Regions from separate parts of the Homo sapiens genome. Here regions 1, 2, 3, 5, 6 and 7 are each linked to region 4. Evidence: read pairs that join two places in POLR2A ChIA-PET (ENCODE). Cell type or tissue: CD4-positive, alpha-beta T cell. All regions are shown on one strand.

Region 1 (4,000 bases), 960 kb before region 4:
CAGGTAGCTGGGACTACAGGCGCATGCCACCACGCCTGGCTAGTTTTTTTGTATTTTTAGTAGAGACGGGGTTTCACTGTATTAGCCAAGATGGTCTTGATCTCCTGACCTCGTGATCTGCCCGCTTTGGCCTCCCAAAGTGCTGGGATTACAGGCGTGAGCCACCGCGCCTGGCCCAAGTGCCTTGTTTTAAAGACATATGCTGTAACTGTTTCTGTGAATCATGTTATGTGGCTTTAAGTGTTGGCTCATTATTGGGACACCCAGTAGGGTCGGGTGCCAGGTGTCATTGCATCCATCAGCAAAACCTGTCTTTGGGAAATCTAGAATTGGATTGTCAGCAGGTGCTGTGCTGGGCTTCTTGGAGTGCCTTGAGAGTGATTTCCTGGGCTCGGCCCACACCCCTGCTTCTGCGGGCCAGCCCAGCCAGCCTTGAGGTGCTCCTGCCACTTGGAATTCACAGAACTCCACCTCCCCTGGGCCTGGACCTCTAGGCTTCAATTCCCTAGTGCCCATAGTCCCCGATAAGGGTCATCTTGGGGGCCTTCTTGCTCCAGGTGCTCCCACACAGTGTGGGCAGCAGTTTCCCAGCCCTTCTCATCCCCCGCTCTACCTCGTGCACTCCCCTCTGGCTTTGTCATCAGCCTGGCCTCCTTCTGCCCCTTGGTGTGGATGATGCCTTTATCCTGCCCTCATGGGGTGGGGGGCAGTCCTGGGAGAACCAATGGGCACAGCTGCTGGGGCCGCAGGCTGGAGCCAGCGTTGTGATTGGATCCAGCTGCTGACCCAGTAGCCGCCATGCTGGGGTGTTGGTGTCTGGAGAGGGCCGTGTTAGGAGCGTGGGTGTAACTCCTTGTCGACATTAGTTTCTCTCCTGCACACTGTGTGTGTGGGTGTGCGTGTGTGCCCACGTGGACACACATCCCCCTGCATTTTATTGTGAACTTGCATGTGTGTGTGCATGTAGTGTGCGTGCAGCTTTTCTCTTCCATAACCGCCCATGGTGGCGTTCGGTGCATCTTAGAGTCCTCTGATGTTCTAGCGGCACCAGGCAGCTCGGCTGTGCATCCGGGCACCCGGAAACTTCGGTGGTGTCAGGCTGTGCCTGGCGAGATGACCACGTCCCGGCAGCCAGCAGCGGCTGGAGGAAGCTTGGCACGGTGGCAGAGGCAAAGCGCCGCAGAAGTGCCGCAGGTTTTTCATATGGAAATGTGAAATAATGGGGTGATTAAATAGAGCTGTATATTAAAGTACATCTGACATTAGAATTACCATAATGTGCTGTAGCCTTAGGCTGAGTACTTTATTTGCCATCTGCGTCGGCCCAAAATCCCCCGGGGAAGCGCTAAAATATTCTGAATAAACTCAGCTCGAGTTCTTATTGAGAGTAAAATACCATTTGTGGCACGTCGTATTGATTCGTCTTAATTGTGGTGCAGAAAAGAACATTCACTGGCTGATGACTTTTGTGCTCGGTGACAAGCTGGCTGGAGTTACTCTAGCACTGCAGTTGGTTAACCTGGGCCGACAGCAGACTCGGCCAGGCGGGCACCTGGGCTCCAGCCGCGGGAGCCGCAGCGCCACCCCCCGCCCCAAGCCGGTGGTACAGCTGGGGCTCCCCACCAGCCCCTGGCCCTCCTCCCGGGAGAGGGTTGGGGAGAAGGGAGCCCACTGTGGGGGGCAGAGGAAATTCACACCCTGCCCCTCAGACCTCTCCCTATGGCCAGCCTTGTCCTTCCCCAGAAAGACGAACTGACCTGCTGGGGACAGAGGCCACGGTTTCAGCCTCAGCCCTAGCCCCAGCCCCAGCCCCAGCCCCAGCCCCAGCCCCAGCCCCAGCCCCAGGCCAGCCATTGGTTGGAGAGATGTATTCTGCATATCGAAGGAAACAAAACTAACAAAAGAAAGGAAAAGAAAAAAGAAGGAAAAGAGCCTATCCACCCGGGCAAACCCAAGCTTGGTTAGTTACTGGTTAGTGGTTGTGGGACTGGGTAATGGTCTCTGAACCCCACTGGGGGGAAATTACTTGCAAAATGCATTAAAGATAAAAGAAAACACTTGGTGATCCAAACAGTGTTCCCCCCATTCATAAGGTCCAGTTTTTTACCCTATAATTGCCTATCATTATACACAATTTAAATATTCAAACATTCTCCACAAACCCTGGGCTAGCATGTTTTTATTACAAATTCAGAACAAGGGAATAACCTTTAACTTCAGAGACAAATGAGACAAATTTACAAGTGCATATCTGCTGTTTTCTTGTGCTTTATCAATCCCCGCAGACCGGAACACTTTTGCTCTAACGCCACTCAGAACAATATACATATATTACTACTTGTTTGTAGTGTGTCAGTAATGAGTCCCCTCTGCATTAGCTAACCTATATAACTCGGTATCGAGGCTCTCCATAACGTCAATTATCTCCTTGGAGCTAAACGTACACTCCATTAAAATGAGATTTACTGCTCTGCCATACTTCTTGGGGTGGAATGTCGAGATTTTTTGTGGATTTAAAGAAAGGAAAGATGGAGGCTTGCCTGGTGAAGGAAGTCTTGAATTATGGAGAGGGGAGACTTCCTGTCTCCAGGAGGAGGAGGAGGAAGGCCTGCATGGGGTGCTTCTGGGGAGACTGAGATCCCACGTGTGAGTGAGAAACAGCTACACACTGATCCCCGCTCACACACCTGCAGCCGACTCCTGGCCTTTTTTTTTTTTTTGCCTGTTTATCTCCTAACTCCCTCTTTATTTGTCCATTAAATGATAAGGATGGTTTGCTCTGTGCTTCTCTTTCACATTCTCTGCAAAATTCCTGTCCCCAGAGTTCTAGAATCCTTTCAGAAAACTCTCATGTTGGGCGGCGTGGGGGAACGTCACCATCAAAGTGAGCTCAGCTATCGGCCCACCAAAACCCACTGGAACAGCGTAGGCCCTTTTCAGGGAAGTTCACAGAAAGCAGATTTCAAGGGACTCTGACAACGCATTCTTTATTATTTCCAGTGGATTTCTGTGCCTTATCCGAAGGCGGGACCTCTAAAGACAACCTCTAGGAATGTGCTGTAGCTTTTCACAAATGCTGCAGATGACTTGCCACATGGAAAATTGCTCTGTGCGTCCTGCCCCGGCTCTTCCATCTTACTGACAAACACCACTGTTTTCACCCTGTGCCATGATACCCCTGCGGCTGGCAATGTTGCTTTATTTTGGGGTTGGGTGGCTGTTTCCTGAGCCTGAAACTGCACACCTGGGCTAACCAAAGAATTGAACGGTTGAAACACAGACTGTTTTGGGAAATCTCGGGTGCATGCAGCCATAGTTCAGTTTTAATACTTCCCTGTTCCACCGACAGCCTGGACTGTCTTGTTTCTGAAGGTGGATTCACAGGCCTAGGGTATTCAGATGTGAGGCTTGCTGGAATCGTTTAACTCCTGCCGGAGAGGGTAACCTAGAAGCCACCTTCCTTGCTAGTGATCTTCATAGACTGGATTTTAAGTTTCATTCCTTTATACCTTATGGAAAGCAGCTTGGGAAGGTGGTCCTCTGAAGGGTTCACATGCATCCTTTTGTTATATTGAGATTTTCCTTAATACTGAACAGTTCTTGACTTGAGTAGGCCTTGAGTGTGGGCTTGAAATTTTTCATGGACGAAATAGGAAAGTTTTCACTATGATGGGATTTACAGCAATGGAATTTGCTCTATATCCAGCTAAGTTTCTTGCGTGTTTTCTGAACCTCTCCCTTTTCAATTTTGCCTTCAGTTCTTCCTTTCTTTGAGTCTGGAGTCCCACCTCCGCCTTTAGGCATGCAGTACCTCTGCCAGGCATGCGCTTTCCCTCCCTTCTCTGCATGATGCACTTTTTTTTGAGACGGAGTCTTGTTCCATCACCCAGGCTGGAGTGCAGTGGTGCGACCTCGGCTCACTGCAACCTCCGCCTCCAAGGTTCAAGCAATTCTCCTCCCTCAGCCTCCCAAGTAGCTGGGACTACAGGCACCTGCCACC
Region 2 (4,000 bases), 1.0 Mb before region 4:
GTCTCGCTCAGCCCTGCTCAGAGCCACGCTGGGGAAAGCCAGCTGACACTGGAGCAGTGGCAGGGAGGGAAAAAGAGAGAGGCAAAGGAGAAGAGAGGTGGAGAGAAAAAGGGGAAGGAGACCAGAGGGCAAAGGAAAGCCGGCCTGCCTTTGAGGGGCACACGGAGCCCAGGCTATGTGTACAGGTTTAAGCTAGGAGAGTGGTCCAACCAGTTTTCAGACAAGGCTATTTATTATCCAAAAGCAGCTGGCTTTTCGTCTGTCCTGTGTCACCTGGGAGGGAGGTGGGAGAGCAAGCAGGGGAAAGGCAGGAATGGGGTGCACTTTAGCCTCTCTGGCCTCTGGAAGTGCCTCTCCACAAATGATGCAGGAGCCGTGGACTCAGGGTGCTTTGGAGCCCTGGCTGGCAAAGCGGGTGCTGTCGCATCCTCTACTTGGAGTTCACATTTTAGATTTTAAATTCCAAAGATACCCCTTAAAACATGGTACATCTTTATCAGTTGGGTGGCAGCTCCTGGGCCTGTGGGGCAGCAACCTCAGGTCCTTCAGGGATGATGCAACTGCAAATAACTGATGGCCTGGGAAACAAGAGGGCACACAAATAGCACGCATGGTCTTTGTGGGTGGGTGGCGGTGGGGAGGGGAGAGGGGGGAGGGAGCGTCTGAGAAGGGCTCCATAATGAGCTAGTTAAATTTACAGACAGGGCCAGGGACAAGAGGAGTGAGGTAAAAAAGAGTGAGAGACAGCTGGTGATGGAAACCTGGGCTTCTGGTTTGCTTCAAAATGTTTGACCCAGATGGATATGGCTTTTAAAAGCAGAGGACAGACACAGCTATTAATAAAAAAACAAACACAAAACAACACAGTGGCAATCGTGCCGAGGGGAGGTTAAGGGGGATCGGCTGACCACGCAGAGGAAAGGGCCAGAGCCCGCTGTGCCAGACAGGGCCAGGGTGAAGGGAAGAGTACTTAAATCCAAGAAGGAGCTTGATGCTTTCTGAAGAGACCAAGGAAAATAAGATGTCCACGGTAAACTGCGTAACCCCAGTCAAGGTGATTTTCTCAACAACCCACCAACAGGTTTCCTAGGAAGATTAGTAATTTTCCGTATGAATTCACGATTTTGTAAAACAACTAGAGACCCAAGCAAGATTCAATGCAAAAGTTAGGCTAACTGTGTTAATTCCATGGTTACCTTTTGAATTAGGTTTTGCTGTAGCTGTGTGTTTTGAAGGCAGCGGTGCTCACAATTATCTTAACTCCCCAGGGTAGAGTATATCTCCAGTGGTCCACATGTCTTTCAGAATTGGGCCTCCGATAAATTTCATAAGACATAGCCCTCTTTTTTTTTTTTTGGTTAGTTGGTGGGGGGGGGGTGAAGTTCCTCTCCCTTCTGCACAGAAGGGAACCCCATATCATTAGAAGTGTGATATAAGTCAGCTGCTCTGATTCAATGGGAGAATAAAAACGTGTTCACCAAAGGTGTTATGCCAGGCTGATTTTATTCATTTGTAATTCACACCTGAGAGAAAACAGCCGTGAGCATATTTTAACAGCCCCTAATATTTTTAAAGGGTCTTTTTTCCCTACCTGAATGATATGATGTACATATGCATATTTCTTTTCTTTTCTTTTCTTTTCTTTTTTTTTGATGGGGAGGTTGCTATCTGCCTGTGCTTGGCCTTGGCGATTTTTTGTCTGGCCTTTGAAATATTTCATAACAGAAAACTAGGCATTTCTGAAGTGCTGGGGTGAATGCAGTTGCTTTTGTGAAGCCGGCCTTAGAGACATCGAGGCTGGGTTAGCTGGTTGGGTGTGTTGTGTCAGTGACCAGTGTGGAGGGCTAAGTGGGTCCTACTCAACCCAAGGGAAGCCCAACTTTGGGTGCATTTGAGAATAATTAGAATTGTGTCTCAGGTGAGACGGAAGCACAGAAAACAGTCGTTTACAGATACCAGTTTCTAGCGCCTTCTCAGAATGGAGTTCTTGGCACTGTCTTATAGCTTAGAACACGGCTTGCACCAGCCTTCACTTATCCCCTTTTCATCTCCTATCTCGATTGCTTTGCATTCTCTGTTGCTTGTTGTGATAAAATACTTTCCAAAATAAACTTTCAGTTGAATTGGCTTTTGGTTGATGGCAAGCTGAAACGCCGAGCCGCGCCTAGCGCCACTTGGCAGCTAGGGGGAGCTCGGTGCCCGTGTCATGGCTTGGCGCCTCCGCTACAATGGGCTAGGAACGGGCTTCCATCAGCAGCGGCGGCAGTTTACGTTGCTGCAAAATACCTTAAGTGTGAAGTTGTAATATTGATTTTCCAGCAGAGATTCGTGCAGGACAAAATGAGAATATAAGTTTGAGAAATCTATTTTCAAGCTATCGCCATTGATTTACAAGCCCTCACTTGGCAGATGGGGGCATTTTCTTTTTCTTTGATTTTCTTTCTTTCTTTTTTAACAATTAAAATTGTGAGTTTTGAATGGGTGTGTTTTCCCTGATTCGTCCGTGGTCTTGACGTTCTGAAAATTCTGCTGCGTTATTAAGGCGCTGGTGATCGGGCTGGGGAGGTCTGGGGAAGGCGTACTGCTCATTTCTGTCTTGCATGTCACAGACCCAGGGAACAGTCGAGAGTTGCTGCTTTTGGGAGTCGTGTACCTAAAACAGCTTGATGAATGGAAATCCTTTTAGCTCAAATTTTATGACACTTGGATTCTCAATTCCATTTATTAGGTAATGTTCCCACTGAACTAAGGGAAATAGCACCGTTCCCCAAAGATTTAAAATGCCGACTCAAATAACATGTAAAACTTTGTTTGGAAAGAGTATGTGATTGCTAGAGCCAGTCTTGATCACATCTTTCACCCCAAACAGTTGTCCTTTATGGATGGCTTTTAATGAGAGGATTTCTCCCCTAAACATGTAATCTAGTGATGGGGAATATATGTGCTTTTGATCATAGGATTTCTAGATTTATAATGTCTTCTTTCCCAAGTTGAAGAAATCTGCAGACTGCACCCTGAGTCTTATGCTAGAGTTCAATATATGAGCAGAAGAGGTTACCCTGCGACAGGAAAGAGTGCTTTATTCTAACCTGAAAGAGAAATAAATTAGGTCAGACAAAAGCCTAGCGCTGTCGTCAGCTGGAGAAAGAGCCTTCACTCTCCAGTACACAGGGCCAGCAATTTATCTGATGATTTCTCTACTTCATTTAATGTTTGAATCGAGCCAGTTGTAAGCATGTAGTGGCAGCGAGCTCACTGGACCACTCAGAGATGAAGAGGCACGGTGACCTCGAAGTCTTGGGCCGGACGGTGGTCTCTGAGCTGCAGAAAACCGTTAAAAATCAGTTTAGCAATCTCCAATCCTTTGCCTTAGAACTCAGGGGAGTTTCACAAGCTGTAACTAAACACAGATCATAGATAAGACAATGCAGGAAAAAATATATGGGGGAGGGAATGGGAGGGGGTCAGGTTCTTGTCCGTTGGAGACTCTCCTTCATCTCCCATGGCTTAAGGATGGACCTTCTGGCTGCCTGGTTAGGCCTCACCTTTAGCTGAAACTCTCCAAAGACTTTGGCCTCGAGGTTAATGTTGGCTTCACATCTGGGGAGGACAAGGAGAAAGTAAATGGTCTTTGGGGACTGTACCCTGCACCACATGGTTGAGTTATTGATACCGGCTGAGCATCTTTCTCTGAAGACGGTGTTAGCTGTAGATACACTTTTGTATTTATTAATGGGGAAGGGTACAGAAGACACTAGGAATGAATGTCTGTGTCATCCAGCTGCCGTGAGTATGCTTTGTCACTTTGCGGCACTCTTTTGACTCAGGCCATTTGGCCTGAGGTCCTGTGCGGCACTCTTTTGACTCAGGCCATTTGGCCTGAGGTCCTGTGTGCTCTGTCCTGTCCCTACTCCCTGATCCCACTCAGCTTCCTTCCGGTCCCAGGGAGCCAAATGTCAGGGAGATGTGCTCAGGCTCGGTCCCCCTCTTGCTCCATCCC
Region 3 (4,000 bases), 250 kb after region 4:
TCAAGCAGACTAATACATGTCAGTCCTGAGTTAATAATATTTCCCAGGAAGTCTCAGAGTACTATTAGGGAATGGCCCTTAAATACATGAAGTGCATGTATTAATTCCCAGCCTACCTCCTTCACCCTACATAAAGTGCAGAAAGGGTCAGGGTGTCACAGGGCCCGTTTCCTTCAATGCGTCTGTGGGAAGGACGTGTAGGTGCAGCCCACGATAGCTCAGAGAATGAGACCGGCTTCAGCTTGACCCTTTTTGCTCCAGGAAAGCATGATGTGGATCATATCTTACTTTACTCTCATAGAAATTTGCTGCTTCCTCATGTATAAATAACTAATCATGAGCAGCAGTGTGCTCCCTGTCAGAGCCTGATCAGGACCATAGAGGCAAGTGGGACTCAGCCTGGGTCTTCATGGCTGTGGGAGCCATTACTGCTCTCTGTATTCCAAGTGGAACAGTCCTGGTGTAAGGGTCTTGTTTCAGTGTCTGTGAGCATGAATGGGTGTGCGTGTGTGCACACGTGCATAAGAAGCTTGTATCCTTTCTTCTTCTAGTGAAAGGAAATCCCCTGTACCTGGGGATTGGGGGAGATAGTGAGGTGTTGGGGAGCAAGAGAGACTACAGGAAAAGATGAGGTGCTGAGGCCCACCAACCTGTTTGTCCTCACCCTTTCCATCTGCTGAAAGGTGCCTATTGGGCGTAGAATTGTCTCCAGCCCACTTCATTGGACCAGGTCATCCCAGTTAGCCTGACTGTCCTGTTTGCAGGTCAAGTATAGAGGGAATTTTGCCACAGTAAAACATGCTCTATTTTCAAGTCATATGTGAAGAAAAAATAAATGAAGGAAGGATGAGGAAAAGACCAAATGCTGCCAAGTGTCCACTACAAGCTCTGGTTTTCTGCGGGGGCCACTGAAAGGTGTACAAATTGTTCACCATAAGCCAAGGACACAAACATGTGTGTGCGTGTGTGTGTATGTATGTGTGTTTGATGCCTTAGCACAGCTCGTGTTTGATGCTTGTGATGGTTCTATTTATAAACTTTGTGCTCTCAGATGGGACAACCAGAGGCACTTCTTTCCTGCATTTCAAGTGTTTCATTTCCTTTTTAACATGTCTTTTAAATTAAGGGCATGCACACCAATGCATGGGCTCACTCTCATCTTACGGCAAGTTGATCAGACTAGGGTTAGTTGTCTGAGAAACATGGGTGGCCTTTGTCACAAACAAGAGGAGAAGCAGTTCAGGGAAGAAGAAGACTAAGGACTAGCACTGTTGTTTTGGTGGAGTTGTTTGTTAGCTGACTGTCTACAAGGCACATGTTCTATCGAATATTCAGTGTTGGGTGCTGACTGTGTTACGAGCCTTGTACATAGGATTTAAACCCCAGAGCCACTCTGTGAGGCCAGAATTGCTTTGGGATCTTTCAGATGAGGGAACCAACGTGAAGGCTTTAAATCCTATGTCCAAAGCCACACAGCGAAACCAGAGTGAAATCCGGAGCATTTGAATCAAGAGTTGAATCTTCTTTCCTCCCCGGAGGGAGAATCGCCCAGGGGCTGAGTGCAAGGGGAAAGGCTGGTTCTGAGGGGAAGAAGCTGAGCATGTTGCGGCACAGGACTTAGAAAAATTTAGAAGCATCTGCAATTGTTTTCCAGGGGAAGATACCCAAAAACAATCCAGAGAAGGAAATAAAACGAGAAGAATAGTAAGGCAACATGGAGTATAAAAGTTGCTGCATTTAGGGCGAAGGAGAGAACCTCTCTGCTCCGTGGCGATATTAAAGCTATCCCCAAGAACGGGAGGTGGGAGTGGCCTGAGGGATGACTCCTCCAGCACTGCTGCCTGCCAGCTCCGGGCTGCACAGGGCTGAGCCGGCGCCAAGAATGCCCTCTTCTGGTGATATTCTCGAAGCCCAGGAAGATAGCAAGGCAGCCGAGACCTGTGTTTTCCAGATCCTGGGTAGATTCCCTTGTCAGATGTGGTTCTACTTAAGCAAATATCACTACCTTCTCTTTTTCCTCCTCAGCCCTCAAACTAGTGATAGGGAAATTATTTCAATAAGGTAAGCTGTACCTTAGTAGAGTTTGCTTCCTTTTTTTTTTTTTTAACCCCGAATAATACTCTCTATGTCATCTGTATATTTATGATAGCTCAAAGACATGGGTGTGTGGATCTAATTAAAAATGTGAAAGGGTTTAGCAGCCTGCTGCTTCCCTGCAACTCTCTGGTTGCCAAATCTTGGCAGCCGTGTTGAACTTGAGCCAAGCGTTTAGTCCTCAGCTGAACTGCTGCCAGCCTGCGCACGGCATTGTGGGGCGAGAGCCGGAGGGGCTGCACTGCACCGAGCTTGCACAGGGCGAGGCGGGGGCAGGACCTGGGACCCAGCCACCCCGGAGGAAACCGGAGAGGAAACCAGCTTGGTCTTGCTCTCTGCCTCGTCCCAATCCCCGGCTCTTACCAAATGCAGGTAGGACCAGCTAGGCCAATTTGGTGACCGGGTAGGGCTTCAAGCTACTAGGTGGGAAATGGTCCCTACAGTTTTGCTTTCATTTAGTCGAAATCGGGCCTTTTCAGAGGAGAAACAGTTCTCCACTCTCTTGCAGTAGTTTGGGCCTGAGTTTCAACAGTCGGATGGGGCATTTCTATTGAGTTCTCTGCTGTCAGTCTGAGCTTTTTTTGATAGCTTGGCAATTGTTCTGTGTCTTCTCTCTGAAGCAGCTGAGTCCAGCACAGGGTTTCTCAAACCCTGTTGTGCACACATGTCACTTGGGAAATCTTGTGAAAATGCAGGTTTCTGAGTCTCCCCGGGGAAAGGGGAGAATTCATGTTGCCAAGATCAGAACTGACTAGAACTGCTTACGTTCCACATTATGACTCCAGACTGGAACTTTTGTGAATTCAAGGATGTTAGGCTCTGGAAAAGTACATCTTGGTGATTTGCTGTCAGAGGGAAAAACAATTCAAAGAACTCAGCATTCTCCACAATATGTTGACAAAAATAAGGGGAAAAAAAAAACATCAAAGGCATGGGTCACTTTTTATTTTTTTTTGAAATGTACCAGCTATAAGCAAATTAAAGAGGAAGAAAGGGTCGTATTCTTTGTATACAGAACACCCTCCTGCAGAGTGAAAATTCAACCCTAAAAAGATCTTCTAATATACTTGAGGGGCTGAGAGAGAGGATGAGGGGGGACTTTGCCTTTTAACTTTATATCTTGTGTATTGTTGATTTTTCATGATGATGCATTTCTTTCGTAATTAAAAGAAGAGGCAGCAGCTGCAAGACGGCCCAGGAGCCTTCTTGGCAGTGACCTTCCCCAGGGCAGGCCACCAGGGTGGGGCAAGTATGGACTTTGAAACCACTTTGTCCTGGAGTGGAAGCAGGCTCTGGCATTAAGCTTGGGGAATTTGGCTAACATTGCTGGGCCTTTGCAATTTCATCTGTGCAATGGAGAAATTGGGCCTTCATTGAGGCACAGCTGTGGGTGCCGCAGACATGTTTGTGCGGGGCTCATACCCAGGGGTCCTTAACAGGCGTTTTAAAAATTCAGAGTCTCTCTCCGATGGGGTTAGGACACTATTCCAGATAGAATTTCACCCCGGCAGACTGCTTCTGAGCACAGATATGTTCCAAAACCTCCGGATAGGAGCTAATCACTTTAGAAGTCACAAAGCCTCTGTTCATGATGTTAGAGGAGCTCCCCAAAAACGAGGCCTTGGGGAATAGCAGTGAATTTTCTCTTTCTTTTCAAATGGCAAATTTATACATATGAAAAGTCTAAATGACATGGCAAATAAATCACAAGTAGTCATAATTTAGCCGGCCACTTTTATTATGAAACAATCAAAAGCATGCAGTCGGGACGATGGAGGGAGATGCAGGCTGTGTGGCCCCTGTGCAATTAGGGGGCTGATACTTCCTTCATATCCTAAGTTGGGATGGCATGTCGCTTGCTTTGTGGTTTGGAATAATGCAGAACTGGCTGTTTCTATCACAGAAA
Region 4 (4,000 bases):
TAGATACTTTAAAAATTTTTAACTGCGCAAAATATATATAGTATAAAATCCACCCTCTTAATCATTTTTCAGCGTGTAACTCAGTAGTGTTAAGTGCTAACGCACTTTGAATCCTGAGACAGTTTTCTTTTGCTCCAAATGTTTTCTTTTAATAGCGTCTTATTCTTTTGCAATAGATGCAGTATCTTCTTTTATTTCTCTAAATTATATAATTATCTTCTGTTCCCTGCAGTGTCTCCTTTTCCTTTTAGATTTAGAGTCTGAAGTTCATGCTTTTCTCAAATACATATGATCCTTTGTTGCCCATTGACAATGAACAGCGTGGAGCCATAGCTTGTGTGGAGGCTGCGTGTGCTGGGTGAGATTTGTCAAACACTTTGCTTTAAAATAGATAAAAGACTTAGCTCTTTCACTGGTTCAACTCCAAATTTTAATATTTGTAGGTCCTGGATCATCAGCTGCTCAGAGTTTCCAATGATGATAAAGCTCCTATCCCTTGCCTGGCCTCTCTCATCCTAACCATGTTCTGGTGGCCAAGTAGGGGAAGTGAATTGAGGCAACGGGTGTGAAGGATCTCACCATGCAGTCACTACACTTTCACCAAATCTTCTTGGTTTCACTGGGCTACCTGGGATCTGGAGCCTTCCTAGTTCAGTTCTTCTACAGACTAAACTCCATGTCTCTTGTCTCTGGCAGGGTAGGGTGGAAGGAGCAGTTCATGCTGCGGCAGGGTGGAAGTAGCCTCCTGGCCAGTCATCCTGTATTCAGTCTGACCTTGAATCTGGCCTTCAGAGGCAAGTGGTTGTCCCATCCTCAGCCTCCCCAGGACTCCCCAGTGCACATCTCCCTGGCCCTTGATGCCCCTACCCCAGGCAGACACTTTGGTGTTGTTCTTACTGTCAGCCAAGTGATTTGCTGCCTTCTCACCTATTCTCTAAGGTCCTAGTACTTGACACCCTTTGTCTGTTGTTCCTGCCTCTCAGACTTCCTTATCTCTGTGGATTTGTACATTCCCTACTTTGCGGTGCTATGGGAAGAAGATCAGATGAGGGATGCCCATCATGTGCCTTACACAATGTGTGGTCAATATCAGCTTACCCTTGTCTCTGAGCTCCTTCCAGGGAAGGAGCCATAAACCTGTGGTCATCATTCTCTCCCACATGGCAGGTGCACAATGAACATTTGTTGAGTTGAATGTATTCCTGCACTGCTTCCAGAGATGGGCCCATCCCATCCTGGTTTGTGATAATAGAGCCTCATTGCTAGGCAATTCAAACCTGGAAATAGCTCCTTCAGTATTCTGAAGTCTGGACTCTGTGAGACATTCCCTATGCCACGACGAGCATGTCCTCTTGCTGCGGCACTTTTCCAGGAGCTGGCTTCTCCACCACCTTCCTTCCACTCTTCCATAGGTTACAGGCAGGCACTCGCGGTCCACATGGAGCTTTGCTCTGCTTTGCAGCCTTCCTGCCTTGAATGTCTGAGCTTGGGGCCCGTGCTTATTTTCATGTTTTCATTACAGGCTGCCACTGGATTCTCAAAAGGCAAATTGGCCCCAACTGTCTTAAAAAACAAACGGCCTCTCCTAGTGCTTCAAAATAATTATCTCCAAAAGGGAAGGAGGCAGCGCATCCACTGTCAGTCCTAAATGACATCATGGCTGATGTGCAGTGTTTAGAAGATTAATAACATCTGCTTTTCAAATCACGGTTGGTCGCAGACCCCGGAGCTCACATCAAACATATGGGGTGTTTTGTATGCATGATGTGCAGGAGAACACTCCACAGCCAAGGCCACAGACTAGAGAAAATGTTGTCACAATAACACTGCCTTCCTTTTATTGAGGGCCTTCGATGAGATGGGCACATACTGACCCCTTACACAGACGACACCTCTATTACCAAAGTCAGCCTGCAGCATTAGTACTGTTATTCTGACTTAGTTTAAAGGAAAGCTAAAGATCTCAAAGACTGAAAAATGTAGCTAACTTCCGACAGAAAGTCATTGATGAAGTCAACAATCAAATTCAAGTAGACATGACTGGGACTCTTTCAACTCTCCCAACCTGTTTCCAATTTTGACCAGCAGGGCACATCCAGAAACACAGAGTTTAGGGAACACCCGTGATGAGACGAGACTGTCCGCTTATTCGATCATCTTCTTCTACTCAGTTAAACACATTCCAGAGAGCGGAGTTTGAACGGAGAAACCCTTTCATCCCTGGAGCAGCATCCACATTTGTTTCTTGATGTTGAATAAAGTGACTTGCATCACTGCAAATCAAGAATGTACATGATAACCCAGCAACCCCAGCTTCTGATTTATACAGACTGATACTGGAAGATGAAAATGGAAGTGAACCACTGTCTGCATTTTAAACACGTTTGCCTGAGGTTTTATGTTGTTTTCTTTTTCTTCTTTTAGGGTTAGAGAAATTGGCAGGCTGCCCCCAGCCTTTCAAGCGGGTTTCAATGAGTGAAGAGAAGTAAAGGAAAGGTCGAAAATAAGGAGCATGTGTACAATTTCTAAATGTTTCCAGGACGAAAACAGTTGTTCGGACAACCAGAAAGGAAATTAATAAAAAGACAGGAGGGGGTATTCTTACTTTTCTCCTGCATCTGAGAGAAGAAACCAGAGGCTGCACTGGGGACAAGGGATGTCTTGTTCAGTCCCTAAGAACGGGAGTACCCAGGACTCCATCAGCCTGAGTCTTCAGGAAAAATCTTCCCTTGTCATAGCTCCAATCCCACATTTCAGACCATCTCTCAATCTCTTTAAGAAACTTGGAGTAGGAGGATGGCGGATGAAAAAAATCTTTTTTTTTTTTTTGAGACGGAGTTTCGCTTGTTACCCAGGCTGGAGTGCAGTGGTGTAATCTCAGCTCACTGCAACCTCCGCCTCCCGGGTTCAAGCAATTTTCCTGCCTCAGCCTCCTGAGTAGCTGGGATTACAGGCACCCGCCACCACACCCAGCTATTTTTTTGTATTTTTAGTAGAGACAGGGTTTCACCATGTTGGCTAGGCTGCTCTCAAACTCCTGACCTCAGGTGATCCACCCACCTCGGCCTCCCAAAGTGTTGGGATTACAGGCATGAGCCACTGCGCCCTGCCAAAAAATAATTTTAGAGCTTTTTTACCCACAGTATCAAAGCTACTGATATCAGTTAAGGATATGTATCTTCATTGCCAAGCTTGAATCAGCTTTGGGGGGTGGGTGGGAGGAGCAAGGAATTAAGGGATGCTCTTAATTCTGCCAAGGTTGTCTACAGGAGGCCATGGATGGCAGTGGACAAATGGCCAGAGCATGGACTGTGAAACTCAAAAGAAGGGCCAGTGCCTCACTTGCATCCATTTCACAAATTCACATGGTGCCCCTTCTTTGTGTTGATCAGAGAGGGATATAGAACAGGATGTGTATGATTCCTGTTCTGTGGAGTTTATGCTGATGAGGGAAGTTGATGAAGAAAAAAGCAAAGACACAAATTAATAAAAAAATTGCAAGAAGAGTTGGGTGTTTTGAAGGGGGCAAGCAAGGGAAGTATAGTGAATCCCAGCAAGTGATCTGTAGCATTGTCAGGAAGGGCTCTGTGAGGAAGCAGCATTTAATCTGAGACCTAAAGGAAAAGAGAAAACCAGCCATGCAAAAGAGAGCAGAACACTGCAGAAGGAGAGAAGAGATTGACCAAGCTTGAGTGGGGAGAGGTGGGAGACTGAGCACCAGCCAGCGGGTCCGCCTGCCCTGGGGAGTCCTGGCTAGGTCCTGGGGGCCTCTAGAACACAAGGAAGTCAGATATAATTCTCAATGGCCTGGGCAATCATGATAGAGTCTTAAGTAGTGGAAGATCACGCACCAGGGGCCAGCAGGTCCAACTCTGCCACCTGCTTTTGTAAAAAAAAGATTGCCACATAGCCACACCAATTTGTTTACATATTTTCTGTGCTGTTGGGTACTACAAAGGAATAATTAGTAGTTGTGACAGAGACCTTAAGGCCCCAAAGC
Region 5 (4,000 bases), 56 kb after region 4:
TATTTCTGTTTGAAATATAATAGAACTGTCACCCAGAAAATGCCAGCTATCCTGTGCTCTATGAATCACCTTCTCTTTGGAGAGAACCATGGGCTCAGTGGAAGAGTAGGGACCATCAGCCGCCACATGACTTAAGCTTTATGCTCTGAGGGTAGAATGCCCTGGAGTATGCATGTGAGAAGAGACAGCCACAGAGACAGGGAGAAAGGCCTAGAGAGAGACCGACAGGGACCAAACCGCAAGGTCGTAGACAGAGACATGTAGAAGGAAGCAGGTTAGAGAGAGGCCCAATGCAGGAGAGAAACAGAGAGATCAGAGCAGAAACCAAAAAAAAAAAAAAAAAAAAAAAGGAAGAAACAGAGAGGAGAAAGACTAGCCACATCAGAGTGGAAACAGGGAGGCTGAGCATGCAGGTACCAGGCCCCAGTCCTTCCACCCACTGTCCGCACTTCATCCTTCCAGAGTCTGCCTCTCACCTGCGCACAGAGAGATACTTCTTGCATCAGCCCCTGGCCCTTTGGAAGCCAAGCTTCATCCTATTTACTCAGCTCTTATGGTCAGAGCTGAGCTCTTTTGTGAGTGGCAACATCCCTGAGGGCTCTCCAGAGGCCTGGAAATCCTCTGTAGCACCAGGGCAGGGACAGCTAATTAATACTGAGAAGGTCTTGGTGGCTCCTGCTAATTGCCCTGACCTAGGCAGGTCTTCATGGGCTGTTACCTCCTCCCCAGCCCCAAGCTCCCAGGGGCCATGTCCTACTCCAAGCACAGGACAGCAAATTTGGAAGAGGTGAAAATTTTACTACATCTTTGTGCTTGACTCTGAAATTCATTACAAAGAACATCTGCAAATATGGACAACCTTAGAGTGTCCCAATGGCCAATACATGAATAACCTTTAAGTATATAATCTCACAGAAACCTTGCAAGGAAGCTGGTGCTGTTTTCCTCTTTGTAACTGGGCAACCTGAGGCTCTAATGAGTTCCAGTTTGGCCGAGGATGCCACAGACTTTAGTTTCATAAACGAGAATTAGGGTTGAGGTTGATCGATCTCTCTGACCCCTATAATTGCCACTATCCAAGGGTGTCTACAGGATACACCTTCAAAGTGGGACTACAGATTTGGTTTGCAGGCCCACGATCTGTTTTCAGAAACCTTTGAAACCACATGTAATTTAGAAATCAGAATTTGGTACATTTAAAATAATATGTCTCATAATTACATATCGTAGAGCATCTTGCAGAGGAGTCTAGGACAGCACTTAGGGATAGAACACAACATTTTTGCAGTGAAATAAATGACTGTTTACATTACATGAGAAAAATAAAGACTATAAATAGCCTTATATTAGTTCTATCAGTTCAGGTCAGGTTTTACCACCAGATTAATGATAAAAACTACTTTTGGTTTTGCAAAACTTCTTTGGAATCATGACTATAAGATTATAGGCTGGAACAGAATAAGTCTCAAGAGAAGGTCTTTCTTCTTTTCCATAGGTGGACCACACATATGGCAACCAAGAACCACACACAGTTTCACTTTATCAATTAGGTGTTGTTCACAAGTAGGGCATGCATGGAAAGCAGAGAACATTCTTCAACCAAGTTGTTGAGGGCAGACTGCTGTCAGCCTGGCCAGGTTTAATTTGGGGTGATGCCCTCATGGGTGTGTCACCCAACCTCAATGTGCATAGCAGTCATCCTAAACTCTTCTTAGGGAGGCCCCTTGGCCGGAATAAAAGATCAGCCCAGGGACCGATGCACAGTAAGTGTTCCCTAATGTTGCCTAAGATTGCTATTACCCAGAAGAGGCTTCATGGCACTCACATTAAACCTACATTAAGTAAGCAGACGCATAGACCGTGGGCATTCAACAATTGGTAACTTATTTCTCCAAGCCTTTCTCTAATCAGGGTCTTTGCAATGCAGTGCATTTAATGTGAAGCAGTGTTCAGATGTGCATTTCCCACCCTCCAGCCAGTGCACAGCTCTCCACTATTAAAGCTCATGCACCACCCTCTTTAGAAACACAGAGGGTAGAGTCAGGTAGAAATCACAGGAGACAGGGCTTTTTCTAGGACTTTAGTTAGGTACGTCTTCTCCAAAATTCTGGAAGAATCTTTCACACCACTCAAGACAGCTCATGAGAAAAAAAAGCATCTCTTTATATTTAGACCGGCGATCTCACCGCAGGTGCCCCACTTGTGTGGGAGACAGGCTATTTTTTTTTCTAGGCCCCAAGAAAACTTCTCCCTCCTCCCATCTGATAGGGTTGCTGCTACTTCCTTTACAGTGCAAAGATCAGAGGGGCAGCTCCCATCCCCCACCAGTGTGGCGAAGGAAGAGGGCAAAAAACAGGCCAGGTTTTCACAAAGGAAGACCAGAAGCTGCAATGATGTAACGAAGTACAGTGCATGCCAGTTCATGGGCAGGCAGGAAGGAAGGCAATCGCAGGCTTTGAGGCAGGGCACCTGCCTTCTACTTGTCTGATTTTAGCAGCTGGAAGACAAAAAATAACTTGGGCTTCCTGCAGCGTGAGCTCCTCAGTAATCCCCTCTGAGATGGGGTGGGTATGGAGTCTCCTCATATGGAATCACAGCTCAGAAAGGATTTGCTGCCTCAGTTTTCTCATCTGTAAAGTGCGTGGCTGATGACCACTTCACAGGACTGTGAGGAGGTAATAATCTTAAGTATAAGAAAGAATCTAACATATAGCTAGGGAGCAAATGAACTAAGGATTCCTAAGCTCGTGATTTTGCAATCATTTCATTTGATCCTTTCCAATCTATGGCACTGATTACTTTTATCTCTATTTATCAATAGAGAGATGAAGACACAATATGCTCAAATGATTTGCCCAAGTCATGGGTAAAACCAAAGCCAGTGTTGGTTCTTTCTGACTCTGAACATACATTAATTAATTTCATTCATTATGCTAATTGTAAAACTGAAGCTAAAATGATCACAAAGAAACACTGATCGGTAACTATAACAGTAAGAATGCAATTATTGTTCTGATCAAAGAGTCCATCTTTGCAAAGACTATTATTGCAAGAAAATATTACATGTTCCTATTTTTATAAGTAAGCACCCTTCCTAGCTCAGGGTAGAGGGTCAAGAATTAACTGTTGACTTAATTTGCATCCAGACTGCAACCTTTTTGTGGGCATCTGGGCCAATGTGCAAAGATGGACTTGCCCTGCAGATGGCATGACCCTGGAGCATTTCAGGTTCTCTACCTGGCTGAGTCTCTGGGCCTAGGAGGGGAAGAGGTTAACTTTCGAGACCTTTGAGAATGGGGACCTGTGTCTTTAATAGATTGGCCTGCTCCTGCCTTCTCAGGGCAAAGCGCAGCAGCTGGGCTGCCCCCCAGGCCCAGGCCTCCTGTTTTGCACAGCCTCTAAAGCCAGCGTGGCTCTGCCCTGGGAGTCTCCCGGCCACAGGTGAGGTTCCTTGGCCCCAGCAATGCCCAGGGGGCCAATCAGGCTGGGCCTGCATGAGGTAAGATGGAGAATCACCCTGTGTGCTCTGGGCTCTCTCAGAAATCTCAGCAGATCAATGTCACCGTGGCTTTAATTACCCCTCCTAGGCCTCATCCTTATTTCATGGCCTTTAATATGCCTGGTAGGCAGCTGTGGACACACAGATAAACAGCCACCCACCATGGCCTGGCCGGAGGTGGTGCCCACTGTGGCCTCCTAGGCCAAGGGACGGTGGTCTGACAGGGCCCTAGCCCTGCCCAGTGCAGAGCATTTTGACACCTAGATCCTTTGAGTATCTTGCAACAGCCCTGTTGTACAACGGAGGCTTGGCACCAGTTTGCTGAGGACCTACTGTGTGCCAGGCATTGCCCCTGAGCTGGAAGCACTGCGGCAGGCCCCAAGTGACTTCTCTGGGCTGTTTCCTGCTGAGGCCCCTCTAGTCACAGGCTGTCCCTGTGTGCTTACAGCCTTTTGCCTAGAGCAATGTTCTCAACCCAGGGCGATTTTGCCCCCAGGGGAC
Region 6 (4,000 bases), 91 kb after region 4:
TGCTGGCAGTAGGCTAAGGCCAAAAGATAGCACTGCTTTATAGTCTCACAGACGTGACTTGAATCACATAGATGTCATATACCACCTGTATGATCCTGAACAAGTCTCTTTACCCCACTAAGCTTCACTTTCCTCTGTTGTCAAAAGAAAATGAGTCTCTACCTCATAGAGCTATTTAAAAGGCTAAAGTAAAATAAGGTCCATAGAACTGGCAAATAAGTCAAAATAATCATTTTTGCATTCTGTGGACCACGAAAAGATAGTGAAATGATGAAAAAAATCATATATCTTTATGTGCATAAATGTATACATAATTTAGAATTTTATATGTGCATATAATTTAAAAGTGAACTCTGATGATTTAATTGAAAAAGGGGAGATAAAATTCAATTGTAGGTGGTCTATGGCTTGAAGCTACATCTCTGGGTCTTAAGGCATTTCCCAACACACAGTAAATATTCAACAAAGGTGTGTTGAATAGTCAGCAAAAGTCCTCATCCTAGGCCCAATACAAGTGAGAGCAGTGGACACAACATAAAGTCAAGAGTGAGCAAATGCAAGAGGTTCAGGATAAGCTGAACCTGTCATATAAGCTAGAGTCCTATGTCCCAATGCAAAGATTAGAAATAGCCTCCCTTGCCCAGATCCAGTATAACCAGTACACGGCAATTAAAAGATAAAACCAGTGTCACCTTGGGTAGCATCAGTATAGACTGCTATCAGGAGGACCTCCAATAGTATTACCAGCTGCAATAAAAAAGCACTTCTTTGAATGCTTTTTCTACCTAATTGTCAAAACCGAATAATATTATCAGCTTTTTTATCCTTTGAGTATTTTTCTAATAAGAAAGCACGGAGATGCATTGCAAATAAAAGCAGAAGATTTGAGGATGCAAAGCAATCATGCAAAATGACTTTCATATCAGTTTGATAAGCAGCTGAAATTTAATAACTACATCTCTCCTATGGTGCTGGATGAAAGTTTAATACTTTCTGCTTTGGCTTCTTTCTTCTGCAAGATGCTTATTCAGAACTGTAGCTTCTCTTTTATAGTCAGGAAAATGAGAGGTGCAGTGGATTAATCAAAGCCTTGAGAGGCTGGGCCCAGCCCCAGCCCAGTCCAAACCACAGTGTCTGAGAATCTAAACCAAGTCAAGCCCAAGGCTGTCCATGACCACTGGGGAAACAGGTAAAGATTTCCAAATATCTCAAAATACAGGTAAGACGTCAGTCACTGTGGAAATCACACACCTATTTAAAGCTATGAAATAAGTTTAACTCTCCAAATTATCGTTATTCTTTCTTTGGTTGAGGGTAAATTGTACAACAACAAAAAGAATAAAGAAAACCATTTGGAATTAAACAAAAATTCCATATTTTAAAAAAGAACAAATCAAACCCAAGAATATGATGACTCTGTTATACACAGGAATGTCTTCTGCAGATCAGGGTGCATCTTGTAAAGAGTGGATGAATGAATTAATTAATACCTGATTGGTTTGCAGTTTATAGCTGGAAGAGTTCTGAGATGGTATCAAGCCCAACCTCCTCATTTTAGAGTTGGGGGAATTGAAATGTAGGAAGAATTTTGATGGTCAGATTCACATGGTAGTAAGTAACTGCATGAGCACAGGTCCGATGGCACTGGACACTTGTCTCAGTAGGCCTGGCGAGACCATCAGGATCCCAAGGGTCTCCCATTCCCCACGTTGTCTACACAACCTAGGCAGGGAATTTGTTCAGTGCTCCCAGCACCCAGCTGACAACAGCCACAGCTTTCAATGAATCACTTTGAAAAGATATAAAACCTAAAAGGAGAGGGAGGAGCATTTGATTAGATGTTATCCAGACAGAATTGGGAGACCAATTCAAAACCAGTGTTCTGTACTAATGGATCTTTCCAACTCTGCGTTCCAACGGGAGCCAAGAGGGGATGGGCCTCCCAGAGCGGGGAAGTCTTGGCCCTGTTAAAGGGCCAGCCGAAATGGGGTTCCGCTGGCTTGCTCTTCTACTGCCCCCTACTGGGGAGATTTTTACCAAGGAACGAAGTGGGCTACTGCTAAGTTGTTTTTCACAGTGGGGGCAACTAAAGTCAACCAGGGATTGTAACTCAGGAGTAGAAGGCAGAGATCATTTTCAAACACATAAGGCAATGTGAAAATGTACATGAGCCTCCTAAAGGTTAAAGATGAATCCTGATAACGACTCACATTACCTCCTAGGCGAATTTGTCTGAAAAAACACCAGCACGTCTTTCTGCTATTTCTGTATGTATGCACGTATGCAGATACGTGCAGAATATTATATATTTTTAAGATAGGTATAAACAGATAGTAACACAATGAAGGAACATCTGAGCTAGTCATCAGCTCTAACTGCAGCCTTTTAAAAGAAAATGTAACTCCAGATGTCGTCTTAAGAAAATGAATCAATTAGGCAAATGAGGAATTTCCTCATAAATCAGAGGATGAGAAGCCAAAGTCCAGTCCTTGCCCAGGGGAGGAAACAGAGATGAGGGCTGCCCGGAGGTTGCCATTTTTCATGGCCAGGTAACCCAGCCGCCTCCTGCTCTCCTGAAGTCGTGTTTACCTTATTGAATGCTGGTTTGATTTGGAAAGAGTGTTCTGAATGTTCCAAACCTTTTACCCTGAAGATAATAATGCCTCAGCCTTCAGGAGTGGGACCCAGTATAAGCTGGTGTCACTATTCATGAAATAATTGAGTTTACACAAAAAGTGATTTCAGTAATAGCTGCCTTTTTATAAGTATGTACATTTTATTTAAAATTACTGACTCAAAAGGCAAGGTAGAAAAAAAAATCACCTCCAACAACTTCCTGTAATTGCGAATTATTGTGAGGGAAACAGAAGGAAAAGATTTCGAAATTATGAGCCATTATGCTCGAGAGAGAGGAGAGAGAGAGAGAGAGAGAGAGAGGGAGAGAGAGGGAGAGAGAGAGAGGCAGTGGGGAAAAAAAAAAGACAGCCTGGCTTCATGAAACACAGCTGACAAGCTCGACTAAATTACCCCCGGACCATTACAAAAATCACTTAATTGCCAAGCATTTTGTTAGGTCAATTGACTCTAATTGAAAAAATAACAAAAAGCTTATTATGCTGCAAATGCGGCCGTGGAAAATGAGTCTTCTGTTAGAAGGAAACAATAATTCTAAATTTCAGCTGCTGCTAACACTACAAAGTTCAGTGTTTCCTTCGGATAGAATCCGCAGTGGAGGAGAAAGTGAATATGCATCAATTGATTTTTTTTCCTTTTAGCGCTTCCCCCCAACACTTCTTGCTCTTCCTGATCTTCTCCTTCCCTGCCTCATCCTACCCCCACCCTCATCCTACCCCCACCCTCATCCCCGCCTTGTCCCCACATGATTAGCAGGGGCCCCCTCCACCCCCTTCCATCAGCAAATATACACCTCACTCCCATCTCCCTCCTTATCTTCCTGCAAGAAAGGGTTGGGAGACAAAGAGGGGGCCAGCAGTGTGGGGCCCTGGGTTAGGAGAGATGTCCAGTATCTGCCCTCCCCAGCCCCAGCAGGATGCTGCAGCCTCGGTAAAATGCCTCCCCCACCATTTTCTTTCCATGAGCTGCTCTTTCTCTCTCCCCTCCTGGCTGTCGCCTTATCTCCTCCTCTCCCCTTTTAAATGCAGATAATAGAATAAGGCAAACAGCTTATGTCCGCAAAATTCCTCTGAAATTGCCCCCTAACATGCATACCCAGAGCTGGCCTTGATTGACATCAAGTGCAGTAATTAAAAACCCTGCCAGCTGACATAGGTGAAGGTTTATTTATAATTACACATTTTTAGGATGGCTCGTCCAGGGTCGGTGCATTTAAAAAGATAAGTCGGCCACAGCTCTGTTACTCCCCCAATTATAGATTTGAATGGTGGGAGTTTATAATGGGGGCGGGGAATTCTGCTTTGCAAAAAAAGGAATTATTTGTTCATAAAACCAGGAGGCCAGGGTACGAAAGTCTGATGGCAGA
Region 7 (4,000 bases), 210 kb before region 4:
TTTCAAGTCTTCATGTCCTCACATGTCTTCAAGTGAGGTTGACCTAGGGCCCACTCTGAGGACCTCATTCTAACCTAATTACATCTTTAAGGCCCTATCTACAAATACAGGCACACTCTAAGGTCATCTTCTTCAACATATGAATTGAGAGGCAGGGGCACAATTCAGCTTATAACAGGTGTCATTACTCCCATTTTACTAATGAGGAAACTGAGGTAGCGTATTTTGCCTAAAGTCACACAGTGAGCTGGGATTGGAAACTGGATCTGTCTGAGACCAAAACCCACACCCCACCCTCCAAGCTGTATCGCTCATCCTGAATAAGGCAAAGTCAGGGCAGCCAACCCAACTTGAATCTTTAAAGGGAAAGCTGAGATGGGCCCCAGAGGACAGGAGATAAAGGGAATTGAATGCTGATTGCTGGCAGGGGTGTGGGAGGAGCTGCAGGACAGGCATTATGCAAGCAGAGATGGGAACATGGCTGTGGATTCCGTGTACCTTCTCAGACCAGCTGGTGCATGGTGCACTGATTTAGAGCTCCTTAAACATCCTAGGTGGAGACAGATCTAAAAGAAAGCTGCTCTTCTTGTGTTCCTGTGAGAGAAAGCTGCTTGCTAGCTGGAAAGACAGGGGATACTGTGGAGGGAGAGTGAGAAGAAGCCCAGTTCCTTCCCACATTACAGACCCTACGCTAATACAACAATAGGAGGTCGACCCATTGCTAATTGTTCTGGGAGGAGAAAGAGTGAGCATCACACGAATGTACAGGCACACAAGAGATGTAATAAACACAGTCTAACATATCACCAGCTCCCATACAGGGCTGATTTGCAATTGTAAATCCATTGGTAGCGTGCATGAATGCTAAGAACGTCGGAGTGCCGGGCTGTGAATTTGCCAAGGAAACTGGCGTGCTTTTCTACAAGAGAAGAAGTATATACCCTGTGGAAAATTATTTTTTTTCCTGTGCAATTAGGTCTGTCTCTCCATTTAAATCATTTTTAATAATCTCCTGATCAGTGCTGTATTTTTAACTGTGAATAATATAACTCTACATTTACACTAAACATAAACCATTGAACAAAAAGTATTTTATAAACTGGAACTTACCTTCCCTTAAATAATGGCTCCAAATAAGTGATTTCATGCAAGCAAGACAATCCAATTAAGCTGCTATCTTTGGAGCCGTAGGACTACATTGTTTAGCCCCACAGAGCAGGGATGGCCATACTACATCCATCGGGCCAAGTCCAGCCCATTGTTTTTGTAAATAAAGTTTTATTGGAACAGAACTACATCCATTTGGTTGGGTACTGTCTACAGCTACTTTTGCGTTACAACAGTAGAACTGAGTAGTTGCAGCAGCTATAGTATGGCTGGCAGAGCCTTGTATTTCTAGCTAGCCCTGTACAGAGAAAGTTTGCCCATCCCTGCCTTAGAGCCTTATGTCAGCAGGGTCCCTTCTCCATCCCAGGAAGCTCTTCCAGTGGAATCATACGAGGATGTGTCCAAGGCTCTCTTGAATCTGGTTCTGGTTCTAGTTGGCTCAGAACATCCAGTAACTAATAATGCTGTGACTACCATGGTTTGTTCCTGATGGTGTATTGGACTCAACTATCAACAGCAGTTCATAACTCAGAAGAGTCAGGGAAACCACTATAAAAAGACAAAATTGTAAAACGAGCACATATCCCTGTTGTTGGATGTTGGCACTGGTTCTAGGCCCACTTTGTGTTCAGACCCAGTCCTCGCTTGGGCCTCATTGAGCTCTCTCTCTGGGAGGGTTGACTTTTGCTGGTTCTTCTCCAGGTTTTACACTGGTCAGCTGCTTTCCACCTGAATGTGGCCATTGACAGCCCTGGGCAAGCAACCTGGCAGCAGGTGGAAGGGAGAAGCTAGACTACTTCTCTTCTTTCTCTCTGTCTCTTTGCCTTGGGTATATCTGTGGTAACAGCTTTATTTACTCTCAAGCAGGTTAAGCATTCGTCTAAGACTTTCTATCTAGGAAATGAAAGAGCCGAGACTCCAACTCTGCCATGGCTGTTTTTAAAGGCTCTGTTCTTTGCCACACCTGGTTGTTTTTCAGAGAGTGAGTGACCTCAGAATGCCACCCCCACTTCCTGCCCAGAGGTACCCAGCAAAGGTGAGGTGAAAAGAGCCCTTTAGTAAAATTACCATGGAGGGAGAGTAGAAAGCAAACTAGAGCAGCATGCAGGTTGGAGGCAAGGAGGCAAGTCAAGGTTCTCCAGAGGAACTTCTGGAACAAAGTTAGGACCATCAGTTGCACCCAGGCACATGTATTGTTCTATGCACTGTGCTTCCTTTAGCTTCTAGCTTCCTTGCCAAGATGACCTTCAAAGCATGGTTATCAATGAGGTGGGGCGGGGGGTGATGTCCCCGGGGGTGGGGAAGCAGTTTTGCCCCCAATCCTGAGGATATTTTGCAGTCTGGAGACATTTTTGGTTGTCACATTGGGTGGGTGCTGCTACTAGCACCTAATGGGTGGAGGTCGGGGATACTGCTAAACATCCTGTAATGCCCAGGACAGGCCCCACAGCAAAGGGTTCCATGCATTTGGGCCCCAAATGTCAATAGTGCTGAGGTTGAGCCACTTTCAGATTCAGAGTATTCACCTGACAGCATAAAGTAATTGTGGCCCGGCAAGGTTAATGAAATGAAGATTCCTGGAATAGTCCAGGAAAATATGTCCCCAGTGGAAGATATTCTTCCTCTATGGTTTACATTATGTGCCAGATCCCCTTCTCACACATATGTAAATTATTTGAATCCCTTCTTTTTCAGTAACTTCAAGTGGCTAACCACATTTCATTGTGAATTTCAATACCAGTTTACCTAGGAAAATGTATTCCAGATACATCAAAAGGAGCTGAATGAAAAATATCATGTGTATCCTTTTTATAAGTTTAAAGTCAGATTGTAATGTATTAGCAATAGATAGAATACTTTAGACTTTTCTTTTTTGGTCAAATCATGTTTGATTTGGTTAATCTCAGTTGAACAGGAATTTAACACCAGGTCTTTTAAGTGAAATCATTTCTATATTAATGAGATCCAGAGTGATTCAACTAAAAAAATGATTAAAAAACTAAAGTGTCCCCTTGCTGTTATTCAAATGAATGGAAGGAAAGAGGTGGTATTTTTGAAGCTCACTCTCTCTCTCTCTCTCCCTCTCCCTACCATCTTTTTCCCAGCCTAATTGACTTGGATCTGGCTCATCTTGAGTAGGTTATGTTTTCTTATTGTAACAGCCTTTCCCCAGCAAAATCATTCCCCTCACTAATGAGCTCCATCCTCCTATGATAGGGAGAGAGTTTTAAAAACACCCACTGTTCTCACTCTTTCATTTGAATAGCACCAAAGGGGCACCTTTTCCCATCATTTCTATCAGAGAGATAGGGTTGGATCTCATTAATAAAGAGATGATTTTACTCCAAAGAGCCCTCAGCATTGAGCCCTAACCTAGATTAGAACTTTGTTAAACACTGAGCCCCAGCCATTGAAAGGTCCTCCTGAGCTGTACCCACACCCAGTGTCACCAGAGCCGAGATTTCACCCATTGAAGGAATGGACAGCCAGGGTCAGGCTGTGCCCTCAGTTCCCAAACCTGCAGATCCTATGATGCTCTTTGCCTGACAGGTCTTTCACCTTTAATCAGCTGTATTTCACCTGTATTTCACAGTGGTCTTCTCAGACCTGACCCTTCAAACCCAGGGGCCTTCCACAAGCCATGCAGCTCGGACTGAGATGTAGGGGAAGGACTCCAGCAGAAGGGTTTCCCAGCCCTGTCTTCACTCCCACTCTCTGCTCCCTGTCACCATGCCTTGCCATCGTTCTTCTGGGTCTCAATTTCTATTCCTTCATAGCCCAGTTCACTCCCAAACTCCTGTCTCTGGCCTGCTAATTGCAGCAGACCCTCTGCCCCTGGGGTAATGAGAGGCAGGTTAGATGCATAGCCCAAGACACCAATGGCCCCAGAGAG

The links. Peaks named below come from ENCODE experiments on the same cell type or tissue, not always from the same donor. Only the 100,000 strongest peaks of a DNase experiment are listed, where the experiment ranks them.
Region 1: POLR2A ChIA-PET joins it to region 4 with 12 read pairs; 3 of 35 experiments call an interaction of 5 or more read pairs at or near these places.
Region 2: POLR2A ChIA-PET joins it to region 4 with 15 read pairs; 5 of 35 experiments call an interaction of 5 or more read pairs at or near these places.
Region 3: POLR2A ChIA-PET joins it to region 4 with 11 read pairs; 4 of 35 experiments call an interaction of 5 or more read pairs at or near these places.
Region 5: POLR2A ChIA-PET joins it to region 4 with 14 read pairs; 6 of 35 experiments call an interaction of 5 or more read pairs at or near these places.
Region 6: POLR2A ChIA-PET joins it to region 4 with 23 read pairs; 6 of 35 experiments call an interaction of 5 or more read pairs at or near these places.
Region 7: POLR2A ChIA-PET joins it to region 4 with 10 read pairs; 3 of 35 experiments call an interaction of 5 or more read pairs at or near these places.

The regions. Positions count from the first base shown.
Region 1 is chr14:99,186,383-99,190,382 of GRCh38, reverse strand. All of the region lies in intron 3 of BCL11B (BCL11 transcription factor B), which reads left to right. Among named protein-coding and RNA genes, the nearest start is that of BCL11B, 84 kb to the left of the region's middle. In CD4-positive, alpha-beta T cell, CTCF peaks have their summits at 1,458 and 1,668; DNase peaks (open chromatin) are centred at 1,022 and 1,532; H3K4me3 peaks cover 3,590 bases; H3K27ac peaks cover 3,858 bases.
Region 2 is chr14:99,264,922-99,268,921 of GRCh38, reverse strand. All of the region lies in intron 1 of BCL11B (BCL11 transcription factor B), which reads left to right. Among named protein-coding and RNA genes, the nearest start is that of BCL11B, 5.3 kb to the left of the region's middle. RefSeq lists enhancers at 1-22, 23-628. In CD4-positive, alpha-beta T cell, CTCF peaks have their summits at 1,981 and 2,189; DNase peaks (open chromatin) are centred at 631, 1,371, 2,211, 3,111 and 1 weaker place; H3K4me3 peaks cover 4,000 bases; H3K27ac peaks cover 2,948 bases.
Region 3 is chr14:97,976,443-97,980,442 of GRCh38, reverse strand. LINC01550 (long intergenic non-protein coding RNA 1550) reads left to right here and starts at 2,319. Exons shown (of 3, transcript NR_015430.2): 1 at 2,319-2,466. RefSeq lists an enhancer at 1,820-2,319. In CD4-positive, alpha-beta T cell, CTCF peaks have their summits at 1,728 and 1,927 (motif pointing left); DNase peaks (open chromatin) are centred at 1,852, 2,312 and 3,352; H3K4me3 peaks cover 2,856 bases; H3K27ac peaks cover 3,457 bases.
Region 4 is chr14:98,228,268-98,232,267 of GRCh38, reverse strand. The region is part of intron 1 of LOC105370656 (a long non-coding RNA gene); the gene reads right to left. Among named protein-coding and RNA genes, the nearest start is that of LINC02295, 94 kb to the right of the region's middle. In CD4-positive, alpha-beta T cell, no CTCF peak of the experiment used is centred here; a DNase peak (open chromatin) is centred at 2,407; H3K4me3 peaks cover 1,151 bases; H3K27ac peaks cover 1,641 bases.
Region 5 is chr14:98,171,871-98,175,870 of GRCh38, reverse strand. No RefSeq gene overlaps it. Among named protein-coding and RNA genes, the nearest start is that of LINC02295, 38 kb to the right of the region's middle. In CD4-positive, alpha-beta T cell, no CTCF peak of the experiment used is centred here; DNase peaks (open chromatin) are centred at 290, 1,620 and 2,340; H3K4me3 peaks cover 1,238 bases; H3K27ac peaks cover 4,000 bases.
Region 6 is chr14:98,136,801-98,140,800 of GRCh38, reverse strand. It overlaps LINC02295 (long intergenic non-protein coding RNA 2295), which reads right to left. Exons shown (of 3, transcript NR_184268.1): 2 at 1,491-1,808. The region is part of intron 1 of LOC105370655 (a long non-coding RNA gene); the gene reads left to right. Among named protein-coding and RNA genes, the nearest start is that of LINC02295, 2.8 kb to the right of the region's middle. In CD4-positive, alpha-beta T cell, CTCF peaks have their summits at 1,820 and 2,033 (motif pointing left); DNase peaks (open chromatin) are centred at 2,000 and 2,940; H3K4me3 peaks cover 2,372 bases; H3K27ac peaks cover 2,897 bases.
Region 7 is chr14:98,442,353-98,446,352 of GRCh38, reverse strand. No RefSeq gene overlaps it. Among named protein-coding and RNA genes, the nearest start is that of LINC02914, 270 kb to the left of the region's middle. RefSeq lists an enhancer at 189-690. In CD4-positive, alpha-beta T cell, no CTCF peak of the experiment used is centred here; a DNase peak (open chromatin) is centred at 2,102; H3K27ac peaks cover 1,258 bases.